2 separate regions of the Homo sapiens genome follow, and region 2 is linked to region 1. A link is an interaction called in ENCODE POLR2A ChIA-PET data of the cell type or tissue named here. Cell type or tissue: MCF 10A. All regions are shown on one strand. Links, peaks and the distances in the headings refer to the core of each region. The heading gives the core; the rest is flanking DNA. Region 1 overlaps LAMC1 (laminin subunit gamma 1). Region 2 has its middle 7.9 kb from the start of LAMC1-AS1.

Region 1 (5,000 bases), core at 1-5,000:
CTATGGAGCTAAGAGGAAAACAAAAGTTCTGAAATAGACAGTATGATTTTGGAGAAGATAAATCCGTAATCTCTATGGAAATTAGATTTTTCGATGAAGTATCAAAATAAAGTTTAAGCCAAAAAGACAATTCTCTTTCCCTATCACCCTCAAAATACTACTTGGTGCTATGGTTAAATAAGATCACAGCACTAACCTAATGCAGAAGTTCTAAAAAATAAAAGCTTTCTGCTTGCATTGCCTAATTGCAATGCCCCAAAATGCCATATACACTTCAGTAAACTGGAGGGCCAAAATTGACTTATCATAGGAATTAAAATGTGATCATAAAACAGCCATTATATGCATACAGAGAGAATTCTTAACTGAACACTAGAATGTCAAACACCCTTGGAGAGTAATTTCAAATAAGTGCAAATCACTGTTAGAGGGTACAAACAATTTCCATTATCAAAACATACGATAAATTCATCCTAATCTGCACATCTTTGCCATTTTATTTGATATACTCACCAAAAAAGATTCCCAAGTGAAATTTTAAGCCAAGAACTGGGGAATATGCCTTATTAACCCAAACCCCATGCTTCCAAGACTCAATACCAGACCTAATTCATGGTGGTAGACTACAGGCATGAATAAGTCCTTGAGCTGGGCTAAAGGAACAAGGCCAATATTCACCCCCACTCGTGTAAGCTGAGGCAAAAAATCCACTCGCTCTGCTGAACAAAGATCCCACTACAGGGATTTGACTGACATGAGATTTAACGGAGTCACAAAGAAGGCAACTAAGTTAATTATAACACTAAAGAAATAAAAAGGCAATTAAATATAAGCTACATAAGCCCATATTTCAGAAATGTGTAATTGTTAAGATATGAAAAAGACACCATAATTGTGTGGGAAGCTATTTCTTGTTCTGTGATATTCATATACTATTGAAAGCTGGCTATAGTTTGGCTTTTATCTATAACAGAAGAGTGAAAAATAGTTTTTTTAAAAAGAGAAAATCTAATTAGAAAAACAAGATTCTAATACCTAGTCACGGTGGTATAGTAATAGACTAAGGTCAACTCCAATAATCCCACAAAGTCACAAAAAGTTGACCAATAGTTTACTTTTTCTATTCAACAACTATTTGCTAAGTGAACTTAAAAGTCCACTGTGATGTGCTATTTAAAATACTCTAATCCACCGGGCGCGGTGGCTCACACCTGTAGTCCCAGCACTTTGGGAGGCCAAGGCGGGAGATCACCTTAGTTTGGGAGTTGGAGACCAGCCTGATCAACATGGTGAAACCCCGTCTCTAGTAAAAATATAAAAATTAGCTGGGTGTGGTGGCAGGTGCCTGTAATCCTAGCTTCTCAGGAGGCTGAGGCAGGAGAATCACTTGAATCGGGAGGCAGAGGTTGCAGTGAGCTGAGATCGTGTTACTGTACTCCAGCTTGGGTGACAGAGCAAGGCTCCATCTCAAAAACGAAAAACAAAAAAACCCCTCCAATCCTTCATTTTGCTACAGTGCCTTTTATTCTTTAGTTTCATTCCTAATAAACTTGGTCCCTAATTCCCCTGATCATGTACTGTTTACATCTGTCCTTAAAAGAGGAAATAATTACAAATTACAAATACCATAAGATATCTTACATACTAAAATGGCTTTCTCAGTTTTCACAATTGCTTATTAATTTCTTACCACAGCCACCCATTAGGTCAAGGTTAACAGCTATGACTGGCCTTGATAATTGCTCAAGTCCAAATTCTTCCATTCATTCAACAAACATTTACTGAAAACCTACTATGTGTCAGTCCCTGTTCTAGGCACTGGGGATCAGCAGAGAATAAGACAAGGTCTCAACCTTGTAGAACTTACAGTAAAAGTAGGGAGCATGCTTGGGTAAGGAACAGATTTTAAAATAAAAATGAAAATTCTGTGTGTCAGATGACGGTGAAAAACGAAGTGGGAATAGAAAGTTTGTGGGGAGCCTATTTAATTCAGCATTATCAGAGATGGTCTCATGACATGGATAAGGTGAAATCTGAGCAGAGTCCTGAAGAAGTAAAACAGTGCAACATCTGGGGGAAGAGCATTCCAGGAATGGGAAGAGCATTCCAGGAATGGCAAGTGCAATACCCTGAGGCAGGCACATGCTGGCAAGTTCCAGGGAGTGGTGAGGAGGCCAGTGCGGCTGAAGCAGCAGTGAGTAAGGTGGAAAGGTATTAGGAGATGAGGTGAGAGAAGCTGAGAGGAGGAGGGAATGCCAACATGGAGGGCTCTGTAGATCACTGTAAGACTTGGTTTGTACTCTGAATAAGATGAGAACCCACTGGAGAGTTTTATACAAAGGAGTAACAGGCTCTAACTAGCATTTCAAAAGGATGACTGGTTGCTGTACTGACCAAAGACTACAGAAGGGATGACAGAGAAACAAGAAGATGAGTTAGATGAGTTTTGCAACAATCCAGCTAACAGATAATGGTATTTTGGACATATTTTGAGGGTGGAACAAACCACTTTTACTGATGAACTGGATGTGGGATGCAAGCTTTGGCTTATACAACTGGAATGATGAAGCAGCCATGGGGGGATGGAGAGTAAGAAACTGGGAGTTCAGTTTCAGATATACTAAGTTGAAGATACCCACGAAACCTCTAAGTGAAAATATCAATTCAGCAGGTAGGATATAAAAGTCTGGAGTTCAGGAAAAGGCTGCAGCAAGAGAGAGAAATCTGGAAGTCGTCAGCATACAGTTAGTATTCAAAGCCATGGGATTAGAGGAAAACAACTAGGGAATGGACATAGATAGATAAGAGGTACACAGACTGGGTCTCGGGACATACCAACTTTTAGCAATGGGGGAAATGGGGAGGACCCAGAAAAGGAGACTGGAGAGAAAAGCCACTGAAGTAGAAAGAATACCAAAAGAGTAGAATTCCAGAAGCCAAATTTTAAAAAGCTTCTTTTAAAAAGAAGAGAGTGACCAACTGAACTTTGTCATATACTCCTGAAATGCTAAGAAAGATAAAGACTGAGCATTGGCTACTGGATTTGGCAACCTGGAGGTGTGACCTTGAAGTGCTTTGTTAGAACTGACAGGAATGAAAGCCATAGAGAATGCTGGGCACAAGGGAAGGGGGCATTGGAGACAGGTAATAAAAACAATTTTCCAAGTAATTTTTCTTATTTTCTGTTAGAGACAGGGGAGAGCCCTAAATCGCCCAGGATGGAGTGCAATGGTACTATCATAGCTCACTGCAACACTGAACTCCTGGCCTCAAGCAATCCTCCCACCTGGGCCTCCCAAGGTGCTAGGATTATAGGCGTGAACCACTGCACCCAGCCCACTAAGTAATTTTTCTATAAAGAAATGAGGTGGTAGCTGAAGGGGGAAAGGGGTGTTCAAGAACAAATTGCTTTTTAAGATGGGAAGACATCATGTGTTGTGCTGATGGGAATGATCCAGTGTGGCAGCTGGATTTCTACTGAACAATGAGGACTTTCTCTGGTGGTTTGGAGTGGATTGGAGTGGGTCTAAGAGATGTGGAGAAAGAGAGCCCCTTTCATCCACAAAGACGTTCTCTAAAAAAGCCTTCCCAAAGATTTCCTAAAGAGAAAAGGCATAATATACATTTTCAGGATCACTGTAAGTATCCAGACTAAAAAGAGTTATCTGTACCCAAACAGTTCAAAACCCCCAGGCGCTCTAGAAGGCCCCTTTCCATTAGAGCCAGCCCAGGTCTATGTCTTCCTGTTATAGTAGTTCTCATAATCTGGCCCACAATAAGGTCCCAGACTGGCTATTAGAATCACCCACAGAGCTTTTGAAAATGCAAATTGTTGAGCCTCATCTCCACAAGTTTCATTTTGGTAGGTTTTGGGTGAGGTCCCAAACTCTGTATTTTTTTTTTTTCTTCTTAAACTTTATGGTCTGTGACAGCCCTTAGGAGATCCCGAGAACATGTGTCCCCAGACTCTGTATTTTTTTAAAGCACCATAGGCAATTTTTATGTACAATTACAGTTGAGAAATACTTCCCTACTGTAAACTCTTCTTCATCCTGGTTCTCATCCTTTGAAGATTCTAACAAAAGGCTTCTGTGGAATGAACTTAAGCTCTTCTGATTTTCATGTCAGACATTTTAATGTGCAATTTATTCCACGTGTCATCTGTAGGCATAGACAATAAACCAGAAAAGTAGCAGTCTTCTTTAAGACACACACAGATGTTAAAGTCAACAGGGGTACTCACTCCACATCCAAGTCTAGGGGTGACTGCACCCAGCTAAACCCAAACTCCCCAACATTTTCCTCCAAGCCAATTTCCTCTATCATTCGACTTGCATTCACAAGGCCCTAAAACCTAGGCAAGTAGAAATACACACTTGATTTTTAGAAAACCTACTTACTGCTGGGGATTTCACAGTGGTACCCTTTATAGGCAGGCACTGGTCAAGATTCCCTGTAAACCAAATTCCCCACCCTCTCTGGTGTCCATCCTTCCTTCCTATAATAAAATGATACAGGACCACCAGCAATTCTCGATGATAAGGGACACATCTGAAAGCAAAGAGTTAACTTCTGCTTCAGTACACTCAAAAAGATAAGAAAACACTGTTTCTTCTTTGTCTAGAAGCCTAGACTTGTTTAATCCCAGTCTGTGTCGGGTAATGTTGGCATTTTCAGGGAGGGTGTTACATTCTGTTGGCTACAGACTAGCATAGAAATATTTATTTTTCAGAGAAGAAATTTTAGGTATTTAAAAAATATACATTAAAAGGGGGGCTTAAGTACGAAGTGCCAGATGTTCATATAGTAATTAGAGAGGGAGGGGAAGGAGGAAGAGGAAGGGCAGAGGGAGGGAGGTAGGACACACTTTAAGTAGCTTAGAATCCAAGACAGAGACTGGCAAACCACAGCTGGAAGATCAAATCTAGCCCACCACCTATTTTTGTAAACAATGCTTTACACTGTTTATCGCTGCTTTTCTGGCTACAAGGGCAGGGTTG
Region 2 (6,805 bases), core at 943-5,942, 55 kb before region 1:
TACCTGGGAGGCTGAGGCAGGAGAATCGCTTGAACTTGAGAGGCAGAGGTTGCCGTGAGCTGAGATCACACCACTGCACTCCAGCCTGGGCAACAAGAGTGAAACTCTGTCTCGAAAAAAAAAAAAAGAACATACATTTATTATTTTATGGTTCTGTGGGTTAAAAGTCAGATGGGGATCTCTGCGCTAAAATCGTGGTGTCAGCAGAGCTGCATTCTATCTGGAGGCTCTGGGGAAGACCCATTCCCTTGCCCTTCCCAGCTCCTAGAGGCTGCCCCACATTCCTTGGCTCGTGCCCCCTTCCTCCTCCTTCAAACCAGCAATGGTGCAGAGTCCTTCTTACATTGCATCACTCTGATGTCTTTTTCTGTCTTCCTCTTCTTTTTTTTTTTTCTTTTGAGATGGAGTCTTGCTCTGTCGTGCAGGCTGGCGTGCAGTGGCATGATCTCAGCTCACTGCCCTCAGCCTCCCGGGTTCAAGCAATTCTCCTGTCTCAGACTTCCGAGTAGCCGGGGCTACAGGCACACACCACTACGCCTGGATAATTTTTGTAATTTTAGTAGAGATGGGGTTTCCCCATGTTGGCCAGGTTGGTCTCAAACTCCTAACCTCAGGTGATCCACCCACCTCAGCCTCTCCAAGTGCTGGGATTATAGGAGTGAGCCACCGCGCTCAGCTTCTGTCTTCCTCTTCTTATTAGAAGAGCATTTTGATTACATTGGGCCCACCCAGATAGTCCAAATAATCTCTTTATTTTAAGGTCAGCTGATTTACAATTTAATTACATCAGTAACCTAATGCACTCACAAATTCTAGGAACTGAGAAGTGAACATCTTTGTTGGGGGCATTATTCTGTCTACCACATATAGTAAAATCTGAATAATGGCTGTAGATTAAAAATATTGTATCAATGTTAATTTCTTGATTTTAACAATTATACTATAATTATATAAGAAAGTTCTCTGTCTTTAGGGAATACACATTGAATTATGATGGGTAAAGGGGCATCACCTCTGCAACTTAAAACAGTTTTCTCTCCCTCTCATTTGTGGGAGCCAGAGAGAGAAAGGATAAAGCAATAGTAGTAAAATTTTGTATATACATATATATATATTTTTTTATACTTTAAGTTCTAGGGTACATGTGCACAACGTGCAGGTTTGTTACATATGTATACATGTGCCATGTTGGTGTGCTGCACCTATTAACCCGTCACCCACATTAGGTATATCTCCTAATGCTATCCCTCCCCGCTCCTCCCACCCCACAACAGGCCCCGGTGTGTGATGTTCCCCTTCCTGTGTCCATGTGTTCTCATTGTTCAGTTCCCACCTATGAGAACATGCAGTGTTTGGTTTTTTGTCCTTGCGATAGTTTGCTGAGAATGATGGTTTCCAGCTTCATCCATGTCCCTACAAAAGACATGAAAACACTGAGGGAATCTGGGTAAAAAAAAATGGGATTTTTTTGTACTACTCTTGCAATTTTTTCATAAGTCTGAAATTATGTCTTAATACAAAAAATTTAAAAACAAATCCTTCTAAGTAAGTTTCCTGTATCTAATAAATACTTAAATTTGTGACATATTGTGAATGCCATGTTTATTCAGATGGATATTTTAATATCTCTTTCTAAAACTTTAAGGGTATTTTATTAAGTTGCTTAATGTCATTATCTGCAATTAACTATGAATATATTATACATTGGGAAGTCTTGAGCATAATATAAAAGTAAAATCAATTATTTTGGACTTCAAATTCCTGTTGCCCCATAACTTGGGTATTAATGTCAAATATTCTGATTTTCTGCTTTAAAACCCAGTATTACTTTAAAAATGGAGCCTTAGAAAAAAAGATGTTTAAAAGTAGGCAAAAGACTGTACTTTAATTAATAGTACTGTACCAATGTTAATTTCTTAGTTTTAATAAATGTACCATAGTTATGTCACATGCTAATATTGGGGGAGGCTGGGTGAAGGGTATATGGGAACTCTCTGTACTACCTTTGTAAATCTTCTGCAAATCTAAAATTATTTCAAAATAAAAGGGTTTAAAAAGTAGAAAAGAGAAAAACAGTCTTTCATAAAAATACAAAACAATCTCATCATTTATAAAATGCTGTGATAATGGGACTTATTTGAAAGAAGAAAATTACAAAAACTGAGTAAAGTTATTAAAAAGCAAAAAGAATAGGGAAATGAAAATGGTGTAAAAATATTCCAAAGAGGGTTAAAATCTAGGTGAATTCCCTTATTAAGCAAAATTATCTAGGTGAACTAGCCTTAGGTGCCTTATCCTTGAGCCTAAGTAGGGAAAGGGAAAGAGAGGGAGAAACAAGGGCAGCGGGAGAGGGGTGTGAGCTGTGTGGTGTGTGAGGAGGAGAGGGGTGTGAGCTGTGTGGTGTGTGAGGAGAGGGGTGTGAACTGTGTGGTGTGTGAGGAGAGGGGTGTGAGCTGTGTGGTGTGTGAGGAGAGGGGTGTGAGCTGTGTGGTGTGTGAGGAGGAGAGGGGTGTGAGCTGTCTGGTGTGTGAGGAGGAGAGGGGTGTGGGCTGTGTGGTGTGTGAGGAGGAGGGGTGTGAGCTGTCTGGTGTGTGAGGAGAGGGGTGTGGGCTGTGTGGTGTGTGAGGAGAGGGGTGTGAGCTGTGTGGTGTGTGAGCAGGAGAGGGGTGGGGTGTGAGCTGTGTGGTGTGTGAGCAGGAGAGGGGTGTGAGCTGTGTGGTGTGTGAGGAGGAGAGGGGTGTGAGCTGTGTGGTGTGTGAGGAGGAGAGGGGTGTGAGCTGTCTGGTGTGTGAGGAGAGGGGTGTGGGCTGTGTGGTGTGTGAGGAGAGGGGTGTGAGCTGTGTGGTGTGTGAGGAGGAGAGGGGTGTGGGCTGTGTGGTGTGTGAGCAGGAGAGGGGTGTGAGCTGTGTGGTGTGTGAGGAGGGGTGTGGGCTGTGTGGTGTGTGAGGAGGACAGGGGTGTGGGCTGTGTGGTGTGTGAGGAGAGGGATGTGAGCTGTGTGGTGTGTGAGGAGAGGGGTGTGAGCTGTGTGGTGTGTGAGGAGAGGGGTGTGGGCTCTGTGGTGTGAGGAGGAGAGGGGTGTGAGCTGTGTGGTGTGAGGAGGAGAGGGGTGTGAGCTGTGTGGTGTGTGAGGAGAGGGGTGTGAGCTGTGTGGTGTGAGGAGAGGGGTGTGGGCTGTGTGGTGTGTGAGGAGGACAGGGGTGTGAGCTGTGTGGTGTGTGAGCAGGAGAGGTGCATGAGCTGTATGGTGTGTGTGGCCCAGGCTGCTTGAGGACAATCAGGTTCCACGTAATAATTCTGCCACTAAGTGGTTCCTTAATATTGGGTAAGTTGCTGATATATTTAAATCCTGCCTCACTCTCTCCAAAAAAGAGATTTGAGGCAGCTTATAATAAAATACAAGTATATTTCCTTCATAAAAGGAAAATTGATCCAAATCATGAGAGAGAATAAGGCAACGTGCTAAAACAGTGGTAAAGGTGGTGGAATAGCAAACCATGCTTTGAGTTTCCCCCTTGGCCAAATGAAGACTCTCTTCAAATGAGGGAGAAATGAAAGAAAATAATCACGAAAGTGCCTTAAAACATACAAGCTATCTTGATAATGCCAGTCCTTCCTAAGTCCTTCAGAAACTTAGAAGGCAGCCTATCTGAAATCAATGAGGCAAAACTCTCTCCGGCCAGGTCTGATCTCCTGTATCAGCCCAAGTGAGACAGCTCTGAGAGCAGACTGTCTGAGCCACAAACGATCAGCAAGTTGTAACACAAACCTCTCTGACCACGCCAAACATATAATCATTGAAATAACAGCTGTGCCTCCTGAGCCTTTATTCTGGACGCTAGCTCAGCAACCGAGGAATTTATAATCCACACTAGGACAGCATATCTCCCAGACATTTCTGCTCATGGCTGATTTGTGCTTACTCTGCAGTAACCCCAACACAGAGACCATGGTCAGGAGGAAAGAAATGTCCATGGAAAAAGTGGTGGGGATCAACAGAGAAGTGTAAGGAAAATTAGGACAGAATGTCCTAGAAGGCACTGAATATTCAGAAAGGAATTGGATTAGAAATTCTTAACATTAACAAAAGTAACATGGACAAAATTTGATGGCTGCATTTAGTTACTAGATGACAAAGGATCTCTGTATTAGGGCAGATACCATGGGATGGGCCTGAAAAGCATCGGTCTGAAGTTCAAGTGATTTTTTTTTGTTAGTAGCCAAGGTGAAAAGAATGATGGGAAGATGGAAGGGTTGTCTTCAAACCAGGCACGTTTCATGGAGGATCACTTAAATTGAGTTGGACTTACTCATGGGGACAATAGTGTAATAGAAGGTCACATTCTTGATCAAGTGCCTGATGCTTGACTTTTTATAGAAATAAGCAAACTATACTGAGTTAATCATAAATAATAACTTCATGGCCAGTATTAATTACGAGGCTTGCTAAAGTGCACATGCAAACAGGATAAAACACCAAATTAATTGGTTGATTGAAATTTACTGGGATGATTTCCAGGAATTAGAGAAAAAGGAAATTAATGCTGGGCTGCAGGAGGAACTGTATGGAAAACCTGCATTGGGAATGGTGGGTCTGAGGCTGGGAGCCAGGGCAATGGGCCTTGCAGACCAGATTGCACTAGCCAGTTGCTGACCACATGGCAGTGTATGTGGTGTGTGCTGTGCCATATAATGCAAGACTGTGGCTTTGCTTATCTTCCTGCAAACAAGAGGCCAATCCACACTTAGGTGGGAATGTTGAGAGAGCAGAACGCTGTTAGGAGTTGAGACAGTGCGTGAACAAACTGCCATAAGACTCCCTGTCTGTGCACAGTAGGAAAAAAGTAACAAGTATGGGAGCATAGGTGGAGAAAGGCTACCTTTTCACTATCATACAACCTGAGTGCCTAGTGTATGTCTCCTAGCCCCAAGGATAACATAAATAACACAGACCCTGATCTTTGGGGGTGGGAGCAAAGTGGGAGGGAAAGATTAGTGGCACCTAACTATAAAGATGTGTCCAAGGGCCATTCTAGAAGACAGAGCAAAGGTGGGAGAAGTGGTGGACACAAGAAGGACTGGCCAATCCCAACACAGGTGATACCTTGACCTTAGGCTTTACTGTACTGGGCAGAGGAAAGAAAGGACATTCAAGGCAGAGAGAGGAGTTAAGGCAAGGACATGGAGGTGTCATAAGTTTTGAAATGTTGATGTTTCTAATGTTTGAATTCCTAGTCGGGGCTTTTGGCTTTTCATTGGATTTAAAGAAAAATAATTCTCTTAAGTATGCATTTGACTTCTATTATTTAGAATTCATTCACTAATGTAGAACAAATACAGTCATTCTAGGAGACTCAATACAAATACAAGGCACTATATAGTTGATCATAGCTCCCTAGTGGAACCTTGGACAGATAACTTCCTAAAAAGCTTCGTATTTTTTACTCTACCTATTATTATTCATTTAAACCTGCTTAGTGTGGACAAAATTATCTGCCATTTAGAATTCTCTTGTTTCTGTTTTCATAATCTATGTGCCTGGAGAGATCTAATCTTTCCTTGGGCCTGTCCTTCCTTCCCTTATGAATGTATCCACCTGCTTTCCCACCTCCTCACCTTCCTGGGTGCCTGGGGTCTTCTTCAGGCATTCCATTTTGAGCTTAATGGAAGCGGAGCTGATGAGTTCAGGTGTATTAAGGGGCTAGGATGTTTATTTATGGAGTAAACCTCTGGGGATATTCTGAATCAGATTATGCTAGTAGCAACTTTTGAGAAACTGCTGTCCTGAAAATGACTGATGGAATAGGAGCAAAATTTTAAAATCTCACTTATCACTCTGACAGTAATGATAAAGGAGACATAGCTGCATCTGAATTAGTCCTACAAATGAGGGGAAATGGTCCTCAATAAAGGTTAAAAACAGGGCATGTAAGAAAGCTGTAATAGTACTAGTAATTAGTGCCCTCTAAAGCTTTCTCCGAGGAAGTCTAATGAGAGTAGTTCAGGTTCTTCTTTACAGGTATCATAGTTGTAACAATTCCTAAGATTGGGAAGGTGGCATGAAATCCACGGAGGCCCAGGGCAATAAACAGGGCATCAAAGAGTAAAGGGAAGGCCTTTGCAGGCCCAAAGCCTTCCTGCTGTCTCTGTAGCTCCCAAAGGCCTCACCTGGTCTCAGGTCACTTCAGATGGGTCCTCCCTCCAGAAAGAGTGAGGTAAATTCTAGTAAAATTACCCGATTCTAGCCTGTTAGTGCAGCACATTACTTACTTTTTATTAAATCATAGGCTTAAGAGCTTCTCATCATCTAAAGAAACTACCTTAAGCTAGACACGTGTGTATTGAGAGACAGACAACTTTTAACATACATCTGCTAATTTAGGATGTCCAACAAATCTTAGTTTTTTTTTTTTTTTTTGAGACGGAGTCTTGCTTTGTTGCCTCAGCTGGAGTGCAGTGGCATGATCTCAGCTCACTGCACTCCACCTCTCGGGTTCAAGCTATTCTCCTGCCTCAGCCTCCTGAGTAGCTAGGATTACAGGTACGCACCACCATGCTCAGTTATTTTTGTATTTTTAGTAGAGACTGGGTTTTACCATGTTGGTCAGGCTGGTCTCGAGCTCCTAACCTTAAGGGATCAGCCCACCTCGGCCTCCTAAAGTGTTGGGATTACAGGCATGAGCCACTGTGCCTGACTGTCAGTTGTCACTGAGTATTGAGGCTACACTGGGGTTCCAGTAAACTACAGCCCATAGGCGCATGGCCTGCAAAGCCTAAAACATTTACTATCTAGCTCTTTATAGAA

Evidence for each region. ChIA-PET counts read pairs that join two places held together with the same protein. Peaks named below come from ENCODE experiments on the same cell type or tissue, not always from the same donor. Only the 100,000 strongest peaks of a DNase experiment are listed, where the experiment ranks them.
Region 2: POLR2A ChIA-PET joins it to region 1 with 5 read pairs; 3 of 35 experiments call an interaction of 5 or more read pairs at or near these places.

Annotation. Positions count from the first base shown.
Region 1 is chr1:183,091,334-183,096,333 of GRCh38, reverse strand. The region is part of intron 1 of LAMC1 (laminin subunit gamma 1); the gene reads right to left. Among named protein-coding and RNA genes, the nearest start is that of LAMC1-AS1, 47 kb to the left of the region's middle. In MCF 10A, for the core only: no CTCF peak of the experiment used is centred there; a DNase peak (open chromatin) is centred at 2,153.
Region 2 is chr1:183,145,807-183,152,611 of GRCh38, reverse strand. No RefSeq gene overlaps it. Among named protein-coding and RNA genes, the nearest start is that of LAMC1-AS1, 7.9 kb to the right of the region's middle. In MCF 10A, for the core only: no CTCF peak of the experiment used is centred there; no DNase peak of the experiment used is centred there.